Regions from separate parts of the Homo sapiens genome. Here all the other regions are linked to region 1. Evidence: chromatin loops called from intact Hi-C (ENCODE). Cell type or tissue: PC-3. All regions are shown on one strand. Each heading gives the region's core, and the rest is flanking DNA. Links, peaks and the distances in the headings are about the cores only. Region 1 overlaps VCL (vinculin). Region 2 has its middle 32 kb from the start of VCL. Region 3 overlaps CAMK2G (calcium/calmodulin dependent protein kinase II gamma).

Region 1 (5,000 bases), core at 1-5,000:
TGACCCAAGATCGCGCCACTGCACTCCAGCCTGGCAACAGAGTAAGACTCCATCTCAAACAAACAAACAAACAAACAAACAAAATTAGCCAGGTGTGATGGCGGGCGCCTATAATCCCAGCTACCCGGGAGGCTGAGGCAGGAGAATCTCTTGAACCTGGGAGGTGGAGGTTGCAGTGAGCCAAGATCGCACCACCGCACTCCAGTCTGGGTAACAGAGTGAGACTCTGTCTCAAAAAATAATAAATAAATAAATAAAGTCAGCAAAGGGAAAGTTCACCTCCATCTCAAAAGAATTTAATAGACTATAATATCTCTGTTATCTACTAGCCAAAGAGATAACTCAAAACTGGCAGAGGCTTGTTTTCTGAATCACCCTGTTAGGAGTGAGTTACCCACTACTGCTCTGTAAGGACAGAGGAACTTTTACCTGGCACGGAGGTCAGCCACTTGATCAGTCATCTGCCCTAGCATTTTGCAAGTTCCCAGAATCTCCCTGCGTTCTTTGCCTGCACAGAGTTCACCAACTTTTCCAGCTTCATCTAAGATCTGTCTGATGGCCTGCTCACCAGCATCCCCTAAAATAAAGAGATATTCAATAACTACATTGTTGACACATTCATTATTTAGAGAGGATACTTTACAAGTCATTTCATTCACCAAGGAATGGATGATTTTAAACAAGACGAGTGAATAGAAGGCAACATATCTGATAGCTAACAGCCAAGCAGTGCCCTTAAACCATAGGGTGAGGTTTCAACAACAGACACGCAAAAAAAGATACTTGGAACTGTATCTATTTGGAGATACTAAGTAGCTTGTGGTAAGAATATGGATGATGAAAACAGACTCTAACAATTTAATAGTATTTAGCACCTCCAACCTACTTTAGGTTTTTCACATTCATTCAAATATTAATCTAAAACAGAATAAATATTAGATTAGAAAATCAATAAAGCCTAGTTCAATAACCTATTTGGGTCTTATCTTTATACAGTCAACTTTCCAATTCTCATTGGCATCATGATTTAATCTGCTTAATTAAGAACTCTGTTGACATAAATGGAAGTCTGCTCAATGGGAACTGGAAGAGAAGAACTTTCATTCAAAATAATTACCTTTTGGATTCAGGGAAGGGGAGAACCAAAAATTTTGCAAAGAATGCCCAGCTCAGTATGACTTACTCCTCCGTGATTAGAGGTGATCGAATCTATTCCCTTCATCCTTGTAAGGCCTACTACTTGCTTCAGTTACTCAGAACTATCAGATAATGGGGTATGCCCCATAATGTTACAGTAGTTCTCTCAGATGATGAGATTATGGGAAAATTTCTTTCTTTCATTTGCTTGGTTTTTAGCTTCTCGTTGTATTGATCAGAAAAGCAGAACTAGAGGGTTACCTGGGGAGGCACTAGGGTCACGGAGCCAACCTTTGGCCTGGTTCAGTTTGGAGTCTATGGAGGCCAATGCTCTCTTCATGGCTTCAGTGTCCTTTTGGGAAGAAATCCCACCATTATTTTCTTTGCAAAAGTTGAGATACCATGATAGAACGTAAGACAGAGAAGAAGTTACAGCATTAACATACATAGCTAAGGTAGTCAGTCCTACGAAGGCCTTAAAAATATTGTCACCACACCACAATTCTCATTTCTGTCAAAATGCAGCATCTTGCATGCAAATATTCAGTTAATTCTACTCTGTTGCTAAACAGAGTGGAATTGGGTTCCCTATTGCTAAAACTGTGAAAACTGGTAAAATTGCTCAAGCCAGAATATGTTTAATGTCTTCAGCAGGAAAAAGCCCTGTTGTCACATGCCTCATTGTCAGCCTTTCCACTAGTCAACATTCATCTACTGCAGCCTTGCCAAAGCCCTTCCCACCTCAGGGAAGCCTCGTTAGTATGTGGTGCCACAAATCACAGTTCTTTTACATCTTGTTTTGAAATGCACACACTGGATGATATTTCACTATATTCAATTAACCTGAAAAACTTGGAATTACTGGTTGGAAGAAACAATTGAAAATGTTAATCTAGCAGTTTAATTTTAATTCTACAAATAAACCCCTCAAAGTAATATAATTTAGAAGTGTTTTCTGACCTTCCCTGCTATTCCTCCTTCTTAGTTCCCTTACTATCCCTCACCTGGAAGAAGATGCAGGATAGAATAAATGGGTCTCAGCTTATTTTTTACAACCAGGATTCACGAGGACTATCAGGAAACTAGCATAAAATCTCCCAGGATACACCAGGAGAAGCTGAAACAACAGACTAATCACTTTAAATGTATTTAAGTATTTCCGTAAATTTTTTTAAACACATAAAAACACAGAGAACAATATAACACCAGCCATCTCTTAAGTCTCTATTTAGCATCTTCAAAGACCATCTATCCTCCTTTTTGCTGTAGGAAACTGACTCTTACAGAGTTAAGCCATCAAAGCACAAAGTTAACCTCTAAAATTCTAGGCAATGTCCTAGCTTCCTTCAGTTTCCAATCCTGCACAACTGGGGTTCTTAAAGGTGTTGCACCACTAGTTTTCCACACGGGGGCACCAGGAGCATCCCCACTTCCAATTCAAAAAAAGATACAGCACTATCACAAATAAGCATTGGCAGCACCCATAGTTAGGCTCAAGGTCCACAACTGTTCCAAAGCCCCCTATTCAAAAGACAGATCTCTCAACTGTCGGAATCCCTCCTTCCCCTTCTAAACAGACACAGATGATTCTCCTGTTGAATCCTTGGCTATCTAAGGCTCTAAATAGCAAATTCTCAGCTATAGCAATGAAAAAGAAGTGAACTAAATTACCAAAAAAATTGAAAACAAAATATTTTTATTATCAAGTTATATGTAACCATGGTAGCTGTCAATAAAAGGCAGAATCATAAGAGGATCTATTTCAAAATCCACTTGTAATTAGAAGAAGATATGTGGTATTTTTAAGTGCTTTGATTCTCAAATGGTTTGAATATCAGCAAATCTCTCCTATCATGTCTTAAATTAATTTGTGCAGAAAACGTTGCCTTCAAAATTAATGCAAAGGTCAACTTTAGCTTAATTCCAAATTAGCAAGGCCTGAATCAATAACTTTTTAAAAGACTTGAGGCCAGGCAACTCCTAACCTCAGAGAACTGGGTAGCCTTCAGGATCTAACACAAGTTATCTAGGCATAGGTTTTCTTTTAATCACAAACTCTTACTTAGGAAGTGTGTGGACATCCTGGAGAATAATTATGTCAATGTAAAAATATTTCACTTAAAACCTGTTAAACCATTTTCCTAACACACTTTTATTTTCAGTGAGAAAAGCAATAGGTATTTATTACATTTCAAAAATCTAAATTCAAAGGGAAACGAAGGTCAGAAATTTTTATGTCTACTCTAACATTAAAGGCTACTAGTTAGGAAACTAAATTCAACTGACATGCATTGAATTTAATATGCATTCCCTGCATGTTAGGTTCTGTTTTAGCTACTTTCCCCCTCCTTACCTCATTGAATCTCAAATTTAAATGTCATTTAAATAATACTACAAATTAAGAAACAGGAACTGACTCCTACAAACCTAATTTGATCTCAGGTTTGTTGACTCCAAACCTCATTGCTTATCAAATGAAACAAGATTTTTTTTTCTTTTACCAAGGAGAGTTGCTAAAGATTCTACTAATCTCCAACAATAGTCAGCAAATCTCTGCCTTGTCAGTTTTGACTTTGGTTAATACTGCAGAGAAAATAAGCTCCAGAAATCAAATTCATAATCTACACTAACAAAAATGACTGCTTTTATTCTCCAATGCCCAAAAATGATTTGAAACACAATGGAAAAAATAGTTTTTGTCTATTCAGCATCCTCAAAAATCATTTCTTTTTTTCTCCTTAATAAAGCTCTAATGGCCAGTACTGCAAGGAAAGAATGTAATTCTCAGGAAGTGAGTAATTTACTGCTCAGTGGGAGGTGTGACACCGTCAAGAAGTTAAAATTAAGAGATGTTCATTTTCCCCTAAAAGGAACCAATAGCCAATTTTGAATGAAGCTGCATTTAATAACTGCGACTTTCAATAAGTTACCAAAATTTTTAACAGCATTAATTTTAGACAATTTCAGAGATTTAAAACAATAACTGAAAGAGCCATCTTAAATTCTTTCTGGAAAACAGTAGGTTATAAGTAACCATTTTATGTTAGTCATATCTAGTAAAAACAAACATGTCTAAGGGAATTTTTTTCTCCTAAGACTTTCATATATATTTCTTTTGAAAGGCAATATTTATTATAGAATTGACAGAATTCTGTCATAAGCATGTAAGTATACAAACAATGAATATGACATAAACAAATTCACTGGACAACTAGGACAGAAGTCAATTTGGGGATATATTTATAAAGGGTGAAAATAATCGTAACCCTTGTGGTCAGCCATGCTTTGTACCACAAACCATTTTGCTAAACCTTGTCATGTAGGTCTGTATATTTCAGGTCAGTATAATTCAGATATGAAATAGAAGAGAGAAAAACTGCACCTTCATTTGAGTATTCTTCTCTGTAAAAGCTCAACTTTGGGAAAAAGAAAAGTCTCTACCAATTTCTTATCTGTTTTTGGTTTGTTTTTCAGGGGGTTTGTGGGTGTTGAAAGAGTGAAGTATAAAAAGACCAGGTCTAGTCATGTGGCTTTGGGGACAGCTGGCCTGAATCTATCTGGGTCCTCCCCCACCATGTTATGCTCCTTCTTAACATAAAATTCTTATGAATTCATGTTTTAAATGAAAAAAATACAGTGCCTTGGCACTCTTCCCTGCATACCAAAAGATGGAACGACAAGCTAAACCATTTGTACGTGCTTTCCTAGGAACTGAAACACTCCTTAAATTAAACATAGATTTAGGCCTCAGAACACCTGTGAATAATAATGACCTCCTTCTATGGACAATCAAGAGGAACTTCGGTTAAAAAAGTAAAGTCCTGCAATCCTAGGCTCTTGAAAATTTTAAATATGGGGAATAA
Region 2 (7,651 bases), core at 1,387-6,386, 120 kb after region 1:
CTGGTATAAACATTTGTGTGAAAATTTTCGTGTGGACATGTTTTCATTTCCTTTGGGTATATATGTAGGAGTAGAATTGTTGAGTTACATGGTAACTCTACATTTAACCTTTTGAAGAACTGTCAGACTGTTTTCAAAAATGGCTGCACCATTTTACATCAAGGCTACTTATAACATTTACTTGGTCTGGGGTTAATTGATGTTCCATTTGGCTATGGACTTGGGAACAGGCTTTTGCTGTTCAGGTAAGAAACTTCTGTCAAAGTCAAAGTTTCTCTCTATATCACAATCCAAATTTAGCAATCTAAAAGAGTATGTGTTTTTCCACAGTTTTAAAAAATAAGACTATTAGTATTCTGTCTAGAAAGAAAAAGAGTAATTCTGCTTATCAAGTTTCCAGATTCCTTTAGCCTCTTATGGCACACTTGCCTCTTCTCACCGTAAGTGACTGTGTAGGCCTCAGGGGTAGATGGACTTAGGCACAGTGGTATAAATGAAAGGAGACTGCAATATGTCCTCTCGTCGTAGACCTATGCAGTCCCTGGCTGCCTGCCATAACACAATACCAAAGACTGGGTGGCTTAAGCAATAGGAACTTATTTATCATACTTCTAGAGGTGGGGAACTCCACCATCAAGGTGTTGGCTAATTCAGTTCCCCGGTGAGGGCTCTCTTCCTTGCCTCTTACAGACATCCACCTTCTCGATGTATCCTCACATGTTGTGGGCTGGAGGGAGCGACTGCCAGGGAGCAAGCTCTGTTCTCTGTTCCTCTTCTTATAAGGACACTAATCTCATCATGGGAGCCCTATCTTCATGACCTCATCTAAACCTAATTACCACCAAAAAGCCTCATCTCCAACCAAATACCATCACAATGGGGGTTAGGGCTTTGACAGATGAATTGTGAGGAAACATAAACATTTAGTCCATTACCCCTCCATGTTGCAACAAAGTTTTCCATTTCACTTGAAACAGCATCCCTGTTCACAGCAGTTACAAGTGCAGATGGGCCAATAAATGTCTTATTTTAGTCACTCACACCTAAGCATAAATTAGTTTTCTTTTCTTTTTTTTTTTTCTTTTTTTGAGATGGAGTTTCACTCTTGTTGCCCAGGCTAGAGTGCAACGGCTTGATCTTGGTTCACTGCAACCTCCGCCTCCCAGGTTCAAGTGATTCTCCTGCTTCAGCCTCCCAAGTAGCTGGGATTACAGGCACCCGCCACCACGACCAGCTAATTTTTTGTATTTTTAGTAAAGACGGGGTTTCACCATGTTGGCCCGGCTGGTCTTGAACTCTTGACCTCAGGTGATCCGCCCGCCTCAGCCTCCCAAAGTGCTGGAATTACAGGCGTGGGCCACTGCACCTGGCCTCTGAGCATAAATTAATACAAGCTTTCCTGTTCCTCTTAATCTCTGTTTAAGTACAATCAGCACAAACTAAGGGGTTCTGATAGTGGAGAAGGTACTGAAAAAGGATAGGAAAGGAGTAATTTTAGGGTCAATCTAGAATGTGCTACATGCATTACTTTGATTAGGTTATTTACTCCTCATAACAACTACATGAGCTAAGCACTATTATTTTTACTCAGAAAGAAAGGAAAAGGCTCAAAAAGTAACTTACTGAAGGCCATTTAGCAGATTGTATGTGTAGTGCTGGGATTTTACCCTAAATTTACTTAATTCTAGAGAATCAGAGCATCCTCCTTCTATCCTGAGTTGAGAGCCAACTCGGGCTGGGAAGGAGGTAGAGAGGGTAGGGGTGTATGCAAAAGCCAAACTTTGTCTTTTCTACACATTTTTTTCATGTCCCTGGTTGTCACAACCACTTGCTGGCAGCACCCCCGCCCCTCAGTGGTTTGGCTGTGCAGAAGTGCTAATAAGTCCCTAAATGCTTTCCAGCTTAGTGGAGCTACTGTACTCCCCTAAGTGAGGACGGCGGCAACAGTTGCTAACTGGGCCACACACACTCTGGCAAAACTTCCTTATTTGGAAAAGTCTTTTCCATCCTATTTGGGCAGAAAGAATACAATCTCACATTTAAGATAAACAAAATGCCTTGACCTACATCAGAAGGGGCACTCGAAAACACTAAAACCCAGCCAAACACCAAAAAGATCCGGTATATTCCTAGCTACTTCCCTTCAAGTGGAAGGTGGTGGGGGCAGGGCAATGCTCAGAGAGTTAAAAGAACATTCACGAATTCCTTTTTCTTTAACCCCAGAAGCTGTTCTAGTTAGCAATAAGCTTTGAATCTCAGTTATATGGAATTTAGCACACTTTTTACTAGAGTTAAGAAAATACACATTTTTAGATTGTTCATATCATTGAAGTTGGAAGAGGCCTGAGTGGCAGGACAGTATACTTCCTTGGGTATGATTTAGCATTGCTTTTAATACCCTGAGGAGAGGTTACATTTGAAAATACAAGACCAAGTAGGTATTTGCAGGGTGGGCCAGTGGGATCGACCTGAGTGTCCGCTCCTGTCACTCTTGGAAACTGTGACCAGCAGCAGCTTGTTAGAAAGATGAAAAGAGAAAACTTAAGTCTCAACTCTCCCCTTGCAGGGTGAACTTGGGCAAATGACTTAACCTCTCTGGGCCTCAGTGTGCTGGTGTCTGAAGAGGAGTTGACTAAATGACCTCCAACGGCCTTCCCTGTATTGGGGCATTCTTTTTATTTTTGAAACGGAGTCTCACCCAGGCTGGAGTGTAGTGGTGCAATCTCGGCTTACTCCAACCTCTGCCTCCTAGGTTCATGCGATTCTCCTGCCTCAGCCTCCGAGGAGCTGGGATTCAAGCGTGCACCACCATACTTGCCTAATTTTTGTATTTTTTTTTTTTTTTTTAGTAGAGATGGGGTTTCACCATGTTGCCCAGGCTGGTCTCAAACCCTGAGCTCAGGCAACCCGCCTGCCTTGGCCTCCCAAAATGCTGGGATTACAGGTATGAGTCACCACGCCTGGCCCCTTCCCAGTATGGGCATTCTATTTTGTGATTTCCATGATTGTGGAAAGGGCTTCTCTAGGCTTGGGTATGCAAAAGAACACATGGGTTTCCAGTGCCCTCTAGACCCACCCTGACTTCCCTCTTGGTCCTTTTGCTCCCTCAGCCCTTCCAGAGCTCAGCCCTTCCTGGGTCCTGGAGCGAACCCCTAAAAGCCCCATTGGTATGCAAAGCATAAGAAGCCTAATACCCTCCATACCTGAAGTCTGCTGTCACCACCTGGCCCCGGGTGATGATGATGAATTAAATCAGATAAAATAACTCTTATTGATATTAGCTAACATGTAACCCCCTTCCCCACAAAAATACCTTAAGAATAATTTGAATATATGTGCTTCCCCGTGAAAGGTCCTAAAATCTGCATTCCTCATTTCTTTTTTCTTTTTTTTTGAGATGGGGTCTCCCTCTGTCACCCAGGCTGGAGTGTAGTGGTGCGATCTCGGCTCACTGAAACGTATGCCTCCTGGGTTCAAACGATTCTCCCACCTCAGCCTCCTGAGTACCACCACAGCCCAGCGAATTTTTGTATTTTTAGTAGAGATGGGATTTCACCATATTGGTCAGGCTGATCTCGAACTCCCGACCTCAGGAGATCCACCCGCCTCGGCTTCCCAAAGTGCTGGGATTACAGGCATGAGCTACTGCGCCCGGCCTGCATTCTTCATTTCTGTGGGAAGGAGAGTGTTGATTGAATGGGCTTCCTGTGCCCCTCAAATTGCTTGAAAGTTAGGCTGCTTTCTCTGATCAGGGAAACTTGGAGAAGTTGTGTTATCTTGGCAGGAATATTGCAAAATCAAGATGGATATTTTGTTTTCTTCTGCATTAATCTGCAGCTAATGCCAGTGAACATTATCTGTGTTTAATTACATTCGCTAACCAACTGACACAACTTCCCCTGGGAAGAAGCTTATCCGACTCTGACTCATGCTTTACAACATGTTGGATTTGAGGAAATGGATAATATACGCCCTGCTGGCTTTGGAATTTTAAACAGAAACCCACATGCCGCCGAGTCTCCGGCTTACTCCCAAATATGGGAGAATCTGTGCCCCAGCAAGGGTGCAGGAGGCATGCTCAGTGTGACAAAAGGCAAAACCTGTGGTGTGTGCGGGGAGGGCCAGAGCCAGCAGCCACTTAAAGGAGAAGGAACAACTGCAGGGAAGGGAAGGGAGGCCAACATCCCAAGGCACTTTTCTAGAGTTAGCTTGATTATGTCATGGTAGTGAATGTCTGATTGAAAGTAAAACGTATCCCCAGCATCAGGGGCCAAAGAGGGACTGACCTTTAGAGGCGTTTAGAGCAGTACTCACAGGCACAGCACTTCTGAATTGGACGAGATGATACAAGCCTTGTGCTGGGCTAGCTGGGTCACCCTGAACCAGGTGAGAAACCTCCTGGTAGCCAGGGTGCCCCAGGATTCTCTAAGAAATAGAGCTGTCCCAGAACACAGCGATTGGGGTCATTTTTCTTGTGTCTGAACCAGGAGGGAGGGGGCAGTATTCCACCTCCCCCTCCTGCTATGGCTGAGCCCCTCCACCCCCGCAAACTCTCTTCCCTTCTGTGCCGTCCTTGTGCTTCTTCTCCTTAAAAAACCTTTATTGGGGCTGGGCACAGTGGCTCATGTCTGTAATCCCAGCACTTTGGGAGGCTGAGGCCGGTGGATCACCTGAGGTCAGGAGTTCGAGACTAGCCTGGCCAACATGGTGAAACCCCGTGTCTACTAAAAATAAAAAAATTAGCTGGGCATGGTGGTGCAGTTGCCTATAATCCCAGCTACTCTGGAGGGTGGGGCAGGAAGAACTGCTTGAACCCAGGAGGCAGAGGTTGCAGTGAGTCACGATTGTCCCACTGCACTCCAGCCTGGGCCACAGAGTGAGACTCTGTCTCAAATAAAAATAAAAAAAAAAGGCTGGGCTCAGTGGCTCATGCCTGTAATCCCAGCACTTTAGGAGGCCAAGGCGGCGGATCACCTGAGTTCGGGAGTTCGAGACCAGCCTGACCAACATGGAGAAACCCCGTCCCTACTAAAAATACAAAATTAGCAGGGCGTGATGGCGCATGTCCGTAATCCCAGCTACTTGGGAGGCAAGGCAGGAGAATCACTTGAATCCCAGAGGTGGAGGTTGCGTTGAGCCGAGATTGCTCCATTGCACTCCAGCCTGAGCAACAAGAACAAAACTCCATCTCAAAAAGAAAAGAAAAGAAAAACAACCCAATGATATAAAAATATAATAATAATCATTCCCATTTAAAGCATTTTCTTTGCATCAGACACCATACTAAAGCACTTAATGTGCATCATTTTGGCCAGGGGCCATGGCATATGTCTATAATCCCAAAGCTTTGGCAGGCCAAGGCAAGAGGATGGCTTTAGGCTAGAAGGTTGAGACAAGTCTGGGCGACATAGTGAGACCCCATCCCTACAAAAAGCAGAAAAAATTTGCCAGGCATAGTGGCACATGTCTATAGTCCCAGCTACTGAAGAGGATGAAGCAGGAGGATTGCTTGAACCCAGGAATTCAAGACTGCAGTGAGCTATGACGGGGCACACCACTCAAGCCTGGGTGACAGAGCCAGACCCTAACTCTTAAAAAAAAATGCATAGTTTAATTCAAACTTCTCAATATCCCTATGAAGTAAGTATATTATCATCCTTATTTACAGGTAAGAACATTAAAATTCATACAAGTGAAGTAAGTTGCCCAAGACCACACAGCTAGTACATGCAAAGCTGAGATTTAAACCCAGGTGGTAGGCTGGGCGCCGTGGCTCACGCCTGTAATCCCAGCACTTTGGGAGGCCAAGGCGGGCAGATCACTCGAGGTCAGGAGTTTAAGACCAACCTGGCCAACATGGTGAAACCCTGTCTCTACTAAAAATACAAAAAAATTAGCCAGGCGGGTCGTGGGCGCCTGTAATCTCCGCTACTCAGGAGGCTGAGGTGGGAGAGTTGCTTGAACCCAGGAGGTGGAGGTTGCAGTGAGCTGAAATCATGCCACTGTACTCCAGCCTGGGTGACAGAGCAAGACTGCATCTCAATAAAAAATAAAAATAAAAAATAAACCCAGGTGGTTGCTCTCCAAAGGTTGTGTGCGTCAGCTACATGTGCTGCCTTGAGAGGTACAAGAAATAGAAAAATATCAACTGCAACCCACTACTTAAAGATAATCATTGTTATCATGCTTCCAGACCTCTCTTTATACACATATGCCTGGTTTTATCCTGATTTCAGTAGAATAAAATCTAGGGTTGGTTAAACCTCCAGAAAGAGAGTGAATGAATTGTCCAGTGCAATTTATCCGATTTCTCCTCTCCTTTAAAAGCTCTAGCTCAAGGAATCTGCACTTGGGACTGAGTCCACTCTCCTGGTCTCCAAGAGGCTCAGGTGTTTTGCTGGATGCACCATCCCAAGCACACAGTAAGCACTCAATAAATTCTCTCCAATTGCATTGTGAGGGACAGGTTCTTCTGTCAGGGAGCATAGCTTCTGCTCCCACGAGCATATTTAAGAGTTGCAAGGCTGGACACGATGGCTCACAGTACTCTGGGAGTATTGTGGGAGGCCAAGGTGGGCGGATCACCTGAGGTCGGGAATTCGAAACCAGCCTGGCCAACATGGCGAAACCCCAACTCTACTAAAAATACAAAAATTGGTTGGGCGCAGTGGCTCACACCTGTAATCCCATCACTTTGGGAGGCCGAGGCGGGCGGATCGCCTGAGGTCGGGAATTCCAGACCAGCCTGACCAACATGGAGAAACCCTGTCTCTACTAAAAATACAAAATTAGCAGGGCGTGGTGGCACATGCCTGTAATCCCAGCTACTTGGCAGATCGAGGCAGGAGAATCGCTTGAACCTGGGAGGCGGAGGTTGCAGTGAGCCAAGATCGCACCATTGCACTCCAGCCTGGGCGACAAGAGTGAAACACCATCTCAAAAAAGCAAAACAAAACAAAACAAACAAACAAAAAACAAAAATTAGCCAGGTGTGGTGGCACATGCCTGTAATCCCAGCTACTTGGGAGGCTGAGGCATGAGAATCGCTTGAACCCGGGAGGTGGAGGTTGCAATGAGCCCAAATGGTGTCACTGCACTCCAGCCTGGGCAACAAAGTGAGACTCTGTCTCAAAAAAAAAAAAAAAAAAAAAAAAAAAAAAAGCCGGGCGCGGTGGCTCATGCCTGTAATCCCAGCACTTTGGGAGGCCGAGGCGGGCGGATCACGAGGTCAGGAGATCGAGACCATCCTGGTTAACACGGTGAAACCCCGTCTCTACTAAAAATACAAAAAATTAGCCGGGCGAGGTGGTGGGCGCCTGTAGTCCCAGCTACTTGGGAGGCTGAGGCAGGAGAATGGCGTGAACCCGGGAGGCGGAGCTTGCAGTGAGCCGAGATCACGCCACTGCACTCTGGCCTGGGCGAAAGAGCGAGACTCCGTCTCAAAAAAAAAAAAATAAAAAAAAGCGTTGTGGGTTCTTTTGCCCCTCCAGATGGTGCTGGTGCTGGAGCCAAGTAAAGAACCACTTGCCCCAGTGAGCCTAGAAGACACAGGCATGCCATCACTCAGAGAGCAAAACTGATCCTACTACTGTAGTCCCATTTAAAGCCCTTGGTGCATTTATAATCCTGTCTTTCTCATGGCTGCTGATGA
Region 3 (7,651 bases), core at 1,643-6,642, 230 kb after region 1:
CCTAGCACAAGGCCTGGCATAGTAAGCACTTAATAAGCTGTTATTGTTGTCATTGCCTGAATGTGTGCGTGGCCTTCCAGGCTCACCATCCATTATCCTGCACCACGTGCCTTCCTGCTGAGCTCTGCCTTTCCACCTTCTTCCCCACCCCTTAGTTCTGCTCCCATTTACTGCTCTGGAAGAGCTCTCTGGCTTTCCCATCTGGTCATTGTTGTCCCCTGCCGTCAACATTGCTAGGTGCTGCTCACGCTGCATCTCACCATCGTGCATCATATCCCAGGACCACCTTCTCGGAGACCAGCCCTCTGGGAAGGTTCCGGCTTTTCTCCATCTTGACTTCTTAGCCATGAAGCTTTTCTCTCTTGCCTGAGTCTGAGGTGGCAACCAGAGCGCCAGGCTCTGGCTCCCAGGCTGCATAGCCTTGCACTGGGGGGCACTGGGCACGTCGCCACTTCCCCCCACTGCTCCTTCTGGAGAGCCCTGTGAGCCCGACAGGATGGGGCAGGGGTGGGGCTGCTGAGGAGAAGCCTAGGATTTCCAAGTTTTCTCTCTGTTAATCTCTGTCCCCATCTCCTCTCTTGCAGTGCGCCTCCATGACAGTATTTCTGAAGAAGGGTTTCACTACCTCGTGTTTGACCTGTAAGTGCCACTTTCTGAGGGTGTGGGGGCCTTTCCCTCTAGCTGACTCAAAATGAAGGCTCAGGAAGAGGCCTAAACAGGCTCTCCAGCCTCCGCCCAGGGCCCCCTCCTTTGTCCGAGGGAAAGGATTTGACTGGGGCAGATTGCTGCCCCCACCAAGGGGGTCTCCATGTTCCCCCAGCGTCCCCCCAGGGCTCTGAACCCCAGGACAGCATTCCTCTCGCACTTCTGTTCAGCAGCACGCCTTGCACAGATGCCTTTGTCTTGTTTCTCAGTGTGCTGTCCTTAGTGAAGAAATAAAAGACAGCTCTTTGCATGACCTTAAAAATCCTGAGAAATCAGAGGTAGCTTTCATTAGTCGGAAACCAGGCTCCATTGGATTGGGTCTCTCCTCCACGTTGGTTGTGGTTTAATGTCTTAAAAGTGGCTCTTACCTCCTGGACACTCCTCTCCAGGATTCTCAGGGTTGGGTCTCTGTGTCATTGGTCTCATTACTCTTCAACTTCAGTAGTAGCTCTGTCCTTCCTGGGCAGCGATATTTTAGTGTTTATGTTGGTCTCAAAGCTGTGACTTTTGGGGTAGGTTGACTGTTTTCTCTTAGATCCCTGTATCTTCATCTCTGCCTGACTATTAGTGAATCTGTGCATTTTGGAAAAAGAAATGTCCGGAAGGAAGGGACGGCCCATGATACCTCAAGGAGAATCCGGGTGTCACTGAAGGATCGAGTGTGTTCTGAGCTCTCAGATGAAATGCATGGGGAGTTGGGATTTCTCTGAAAGCCATTCTACAGGGTGACCCTGTTTCTTCTTGGACATTGGGGTTGGACAAAGGACCCTTTCTGCCTCTGACCCTCTTCTTCCCGTTGGTTGCAGTGTTACCGGCGGGGAGCTGTTTGAAGACATTGTGGCCAGAGAGTACTACAGTGAAGCAGATGCCAGGTAGGATGAGGGCCCGAGAGTTCAAATGTAGCTCTGGAGTTTAGGACTGAAGGAAGTCTTGGCCACCTTCGGGGTCCAGCATTGTACCTGTTTGAATAGTCTTTGGGGAAGATCAGAATAGCTCTTGTCTGGAGAAAGATTCTGTTGAGCTGGGCTAGGGCTTGCATACTGTGGGTGATATTAGAAGTTAAAAATTCAGCACTTCCTAACCAGGCGCAGTGGCTCATGCCTGTAATCCCAGCACTTTGGGAGGCTGAGGCAGTTGGATCACCTGAGGTCAGAAGTTGGAGCCCAGCCTGGCCAACATAGTGAAACCCTGTCTCTACTAAAAATACAAAAAAATTAGCCGGGTGTGGTGGTGTGTGCCTGTAATCCCAGCTACTTAGGCGGCTGAGGCAGGAGAATCACTTAAACCTGTAAGCGAAGGTTGCAGTGAGCCAAGATCATGCCACTGCACTCCAGCCTGCGTAACAGAGCGAGACTATGTCCCCCTCCCCCCCCCCACAAAAAAAATCACTTCCAAATGAATGTTTTACAAAGCTTTTCCAAGTCTCCTTTACCCTGTGACCCCAGAAATACTTTTTTTTTGCACTACCATGTACTCGCCACCATGCCCAATGTCCCCCTCTGCCCTTTTCTTTCCTTTGACAAATTCTGGTGTGCTCAAGCCACTGTGCTGAGGCTCTGGCATGATCCAGAGGTGCAGAAGACATGGTTTCTGTCCTGAGGGAGTGGAGAGTTCTGGGCTGATAATCCAACCATAGAGCCCCGGGAGCTTTCAGCCTCTGTCACCTTGTCCCTAGACCACCATGACCAGCCTTGCCGTGGGGCTCCTCCAACTTGAGGACCGTTCCCCGGCCACATGCCTCAGCCTCTGCCCTCCCTGGAATCCCTGGTGCCTCCCTCACCCACGCTCTCAGGCGCCTGTTCAGCCTGCCTTTCCCGCCTTGGCTCTTCCCCCAGCCTTGCTTTTCTCGAGGGTGATGTCCCTACAACCTGGTTTTGATCATCCTGCCTGCAGCTTATCTGGCTTATGTGGCAGCTCTGGCTGCTTCTGGAGAGTGGGGGAGTGCAGCTTCCTCACGAATTTCTCAACCTTGAGAGGCCAATGTTTGCTGATCAACTTCAGATGCTTCAGCCTCGGGAAGAATTCTCAAGTGGGGAGATGAATTCCAGTGCCAGCAGGGGAGGACGAGGCTCTGGGACGGAGGAGGCAGTGATGGCTCAGGGAGCCTGCGGGGAGGAGGGAGAGCTATAGGGAGGGGGCCCTGAGGGGGGGTGACTGTACCAGTGGGCTTGGCCTGGCTCTGCTGGGACACTTCGCACTTTTGCCATTTTTGGCCAGAAGGCGCTCCCTGCTAGCCCGGCTCTGTTCTAATTATACATCTCTGTGGAGACTCGCCTCTATAGCTCAGTCTTAAAGTTTCTGTGGCCCACTCTTGGGCTGTGTCCTATGGGGAGGCCCGAGTTTCAGCCCCCAGGGACCCAGTACGACCCCTTGGTTCTTGTGGCATCCCCAGCATCAGATTTTAGGAATAGTAAGTCCAGGCCACCCAGCCCCATACACTGGGATGCTCTGCAGATGTGCTTAATATACCAGATAGTGCCTGATGACGGGGGTCTATATTCTAGGCCAAGTTCCTCAGCCTTGGTGCTACTAACGTTTTAGGCCAGGTACTTCCTTGTTGTGAGGCCTCTCCTGTGCATTGTGGCAGACATTTAGAAGCATCCTTGGCCTCTGCCCACCAAATGCTGGGAGCACCCCTCCTCCAGTTGTGACAACCAGAAATTTCTCTAGGCATTGCCAAATGTCCCCTGCGGTGGGGGGGGGCGGGCGGCAAATTCATTCCCAGTTGAAAACCACTGCTCTAGACTGCCCCCGCTCCCTGTCAGGAGTTTGATGACAGGGATGGCAGGATGGTTTGCTATGTGGACAGTCTGATTTACGTGTGTGACTGTGGCTGGGCGCAGTGGCTCACGCCTGTAATCCCAACACTGAGAGGCCAAGGTGGGTGGATCACTTGAGCTCAGGAGTTCAAGACCAGCCTGGGCAACATGGTGAGACCTTGTCTCCACAAAAAAATACAAAAATTAGCTGGGCACGGTGGCTCATGCTTGTGGTCCCAGCTACTGGGGAGGCTGAAGTGGGAGGATTGCTTGAGCCCAGGAGGTCAAGGCTGCGGTGAGCTGTGTTCACGACATTGCACTCTAACCCAGGCAACAGAGTGAGACCCTGTCTCAAAAATAAAATAATAAAATAACTTTGGGTTTTTTTCTCTACGCAAAATCATCAGAAGTGCTCCTTAAATGCCCTGTTTGGAAGCTCTTAAGTACATTGTTTCTTAAAGGTATCTTTGTACTTGTTTTAGCTGCCTTACTGGATGCCAGACCTCAGGGCAGCTATTGGGTCTTGTCCATCTTCATTATCCTAGGCACTCAATAAACATTTAGGGAAATGAATGAGTGCACCCACCGCCAAAGTAGCTTAGGTTGTTTAGTTGGACTCTCCTTCCTAAGTTGCCAGCACAAGCTTCTTCTCCAAGAACAAAGTTACTGTATGGAGAAAGAGAAAGAAGGAAGGGATTGGATGCTCTCTTCTTCCTCAGGATTCTGGGCTGTCTCCTGATCTCTTGGAAATGAGTTGGTTGTGTTAGACCTTTCCAGTCAAAAGGGGGTGAGAGGAACCCGTTCTAGCGGTGATCCTAGAAAAACCATTGCATCTGCCTGGGCCTCGGTTTCCTCTTTCTTTAAATAGGTTGAACAAGATGATGTGCAGAGTCTAAGGTTCCAGTGGCCGTTAAGTGATTCTCTGTGAATCCGTGGCCCCTTGTCACATGCCTTAGTCTGCAGCATGTGGTTGTGGATGTGGATGAGGTGGTTTAACCCTGCGCTAACATTTCTTTTCCTTCTGCTTTTTTAGCCACTGTATACATCAGATTCTGGAGAGTGTTAACCACATCCACCAGCATGACATCGTCCACAGGGACCTGAAGGTACTACCCAGGCTCCCCTCCGTGCCTCTGCTCATGAAGTGTTGGCGCCACCTGGTGCCAGATAGTGGTACTGCGTAGGCCCAAACTAGGCTTCCTCTGGGCTGCAGGGTGGGTGCTCACAAGGTTCTCTGTGTTTCTTCTGCAGCCTGAGAACCTGCTGCTGGCGAGTAAATGCAAGGGTGCCGCCGTCAAGCTGGCTGATTTTGGCCTAGCCATCGAAGTACAGGGAGAGCAGCAGGCTTGGTTTGGTAAGGGTGATCCTGTCTTCCCGGAATGCAGCCCCCGCCCTTCCTCCTCTTCCTGATCTGCCTTCCTCTATTAGAACTAGAAGCCAGACCCTTAATGGTCCTGGCCTCCGAGATCTCTCTTGGCCGTACGCGACTCAGTACAGTAAGTCTAGCTGTTGTCAGCACTGCTTTCTTGCTGCCTGTGGGAAGGAGCTGGAGTTCCTGGTAGGCATACGGCTTTGCCGTCTGGTTCAGATTCCAGGCGCTACAAGAAGCCCAGCCTGTCAGCTCTTGCTGCCCATGTGCTGAGAGTTTATGTAGCAAAAGCAGCAGGAATAAGATGGGACTTGGGGGAAATGGCTGGTGTGGATTTAACGAGAGAGAAAGTGGGTTCAGTATGCCTCTGCCCTCTCTTTTGCTACAGGTTTTGCTGGCACCCCAGGTTACTTGTCCCCTGAGGTCTTGAGGAAAGATCCCTATGGAAAACCTGTGGATATCTGGGCCTGCGGTAAGCCCATTCCACGCTCTCAGCTTTTCGCTGTTAAGGGCCCTCAACTTCCGATGATGGCAAGAAAGAGGCATCGCTATTCCTTGCAGGTCACACACGTGCCTGGTGTATGTGAAATTATGGTGTTTGCCCCTGGGATGGCTGTTCCCATCACACCCTCCTCCCTGCGTACTTCTGGGATGACATTGTATCCTTCTTGGAGAGGGATTTGCCCACGCCTTAGAGGATGGGTTGTGCCTAAAGAAATCCCTGGTGTGACTTGGTGACGTGAAGTGTGAGGCATAGCAGGAGGGGCTGGTAGCATAGCATTATCGGCTGGCATCCACTTCTGACTCTGGTATGGCCCCTGCCTTTCTAGGTGGCTCTGAGCCCTGCATGGTTTTTCTTGGTTCCTCAGGGAAGTAGGCGACTGACCCCCATGACCTGTGTGTTCTGTCTCGTAGGGGTCATCCTGTATATCCTCCTGGTGGGCTATCCTCCCTTCTGGGATGAGGATCAGCACAAGCTGTATCAGCAGATCAAGGCTGGAGCCTATGATGTAAGGACCAGAGAGCCGGGCAGCCAGGCCAGGAAGGGCAGATGTCCTTGCTCCTCGGGCTCTGTCCAAGGGAGCAGGCTTGTTTAGTGTGTCACGTGATACGGGGGTGTCAGGGGACTTTGAGGACCCAGGAATGGGCATCCAGGGCCCAATTCTTGCCACTCTATGTCCCAGGGAGCAACTTTCTTTTGCACAGCCTTCTTCATAACTAAAATTGAGGAGTCCACTGAAGTCCTTTGATCTTTACTTGCAAAGAATGGAGCGGCCTCATTGGTGTGCTGTGTAACACAGGGACAAAAGGCCTGGAGACTCCCTCCACTGCAGTGGCACCTTGGACACATTGCTGAGCCTCTGTTCCCTCCTAAGTATAGAGCTGGGCTTAAACCAGAGAATGTTGGAGTCCCCTTCCCGCTCTAATCTGATGTTCTGGCATTCTAAACATGACTGTTCTGTCTGTCTTTCCAAGTCTTTAAGTTGACACAGGTTCTGGAATAGCCGCAGGGCTTCTCCAACTCTGCCAGTCACAGCTTTAGGTACCACAGAGTATCCCAATTACAGGAGTTGAGTTGAAGACAGAACCAGTGTTGCAGGGTATGAAGCTCACCAATACCACATTCTTCTCCCTATTCCTGCTCCTTAGTTCCCATCACCAGAATGGGACACGGTAACTCCTGAAGCCAAGAACTTGATCAACCAGATGCTGACCATAAACCCAGCAAAGCGCATCACGGCTGACCAGGCTCTCAAGCACCCGTGGGTCTGTGTAAGTGTCTTTGCTAGTGGCCAAGGAGCTCAGGGGTGTCAGCCTTCTGTGTGCCCTCGGCACCACCCCCTCCTTCTTACCAGCAGAGATTCATTCTGGGCCCCAAGCAATAACTGAGCAGGCGGGCAGAGGACTGTTGAGGGCCAGGGTCAATAAATGTCACCAGGGAGACTCGGGAGGCTGATGGGGCTGGTGGGCCACTGCTCCTCTCTCCCCCACTCATGGCTGTCAGGCTGGGATTGGTTCTGTTCTTGGATGAGGGCTCAGGTTGACCCTTGTGGACTCCAGGTAGCCGGTGATAGAAAGCAGCTGGCAAAACCCAAAGTGAATTCCCAAGCTGGGGTTCATACTCAGATCTCAACTCCACTGGAGTGGTGACCAAGATCCAACAAATCAACAGAAGGGGTTTCTGAGTCATTAAAAGCATAAAAGCTGAGGCATAAAGCTTCTGCGCTAAAGTCCTAGGAGAGTCCTCTAGGCTATCAGTGTGGGTTGACGTACTCTGTTTTTATACACAATTCTTTCAAGCTGAAATATCAACTTTCAGACAAAGAAGAGGATTTGGTAGAGTTAGGCATCTTGACAACCACGAGGCATTATTTATCTGTCCATTCTGTGTTTATTAAATACCTCTTTGGTGCTGGTTACCGTCTGGGTGCTGGAGATACAAAGATGAATGAGGCATGGTCCCTGCCCCAAAAGATCATCTAGGGAGACAGGCACTCAAACAGGCAGTCATGTTACAATGTGACAAGTAGGTACAAGAATCTAATGAGAGTACAGGAGCTCCTACTGTTCCTGGTGGGTGGTGGGGTTACTGAAGGCTGCACGGAGGAGGTGACACCCCTGTGCTTGTTCTTGGCAAATAACGAGGTCCTCAGAACGTTAACCTGCAGACAGAGTTTAGCACAGTGAGAGGTTATGGGAAACTATGGTGAGTTGAAGGAATGTTGAGTTGTTTGGTTGTCGATGAGGCTGCAAATATCAGAATGCAAGAGAATGGGGCAAAAGATTCCCTGACATACAAGTTTCTGCCTCAGGAGTT

The links. Hi-C counts contacts between places; a loop is a spot of excess contacts. Peaks named below come from ENCODE experiments on the same cell type or tissue, not always from the same donor. Only the 100,000 strongest peaks of a DNase experiment are listed, where the experiment ranks them.
Region 2: a loop joins it to region 1, with 4 times the contacts of the local background. A loop is called at or near these places in 32 of 110 quality-filtered maps.
Region 3: it touches region 1 in a loop (2.9-fold over the local background); 13 of 110 quality-filtered maps call a loop at or near these places.

Annotation. Positions count from the first base shown.
Region 1 is chr10:74,078,943-74,083,942 of GRCh38, reverse strand. It overlaps VCL (vinculin), which reads right to left. Exons shown (of 22, transcript NM_014000.3): 7 at 1,399-1,489; 8 at 430-577. Among named protein-coding and RNA genes, the nearest start is that of AP3M1, 69 kb to the left of the region's middle. In PC-3, for the core only: no CTCF peak of the experiment used is centred there; DNase peaks (open chromatin) are centred at 2,542 and 3,952; H3K4me3 peaks cover 1,111 bases; H3K27ac peaks cover 2,079 bases.
Region 2 is chr10:73,962,649-73,970,299 of GRCh38, reverse strand. No RefSeq gene overlaps it. Among named protein-coding and RNA genes, the nearest start is that of VCL, 32 kb to the left of the region's middle. RefSeq lists silencers at 1,715-2,009, 3,895-4,189 and enhancers at 2,554-3,138, 3,139-3,724, 3,725-4,309, 2,331-6,201. In PC-3, for the core only: no CTCF peak of the experiment used is centred there; DNase peaks (open chromatin) are centred at 3,207, 4,009 and 4,829; H3K4me3 peaks cover 1,035 bases; H3K27ac peaks cover 2,176 bases.
Region 3 is chr10:73,846,180-73,853,830 of GRCh38, reverse strand. CAMK2G (calcium/calmodulin dependent protein kinase II gamma) reads left to right here. Exons shown (of 23, transcript NM_001367534.1): 4 at 585-639; 5 at 1,512-1,577; 6 at 4,498-4,570; 7 at 4,716-4,818; 8 at 5,222-5,305; 9 at 5,749-5,843; 10 at 6,484-6,606. Among named protein-coding and RNA genes, the nearest start is that of CAMK2G, 25 kb to the left of the region's middle. In PC-3, for the core only: a CTCF peak has its summit at 4,626 (motif pointing left); a DNase peak (open chromatin) is centred at 4,590.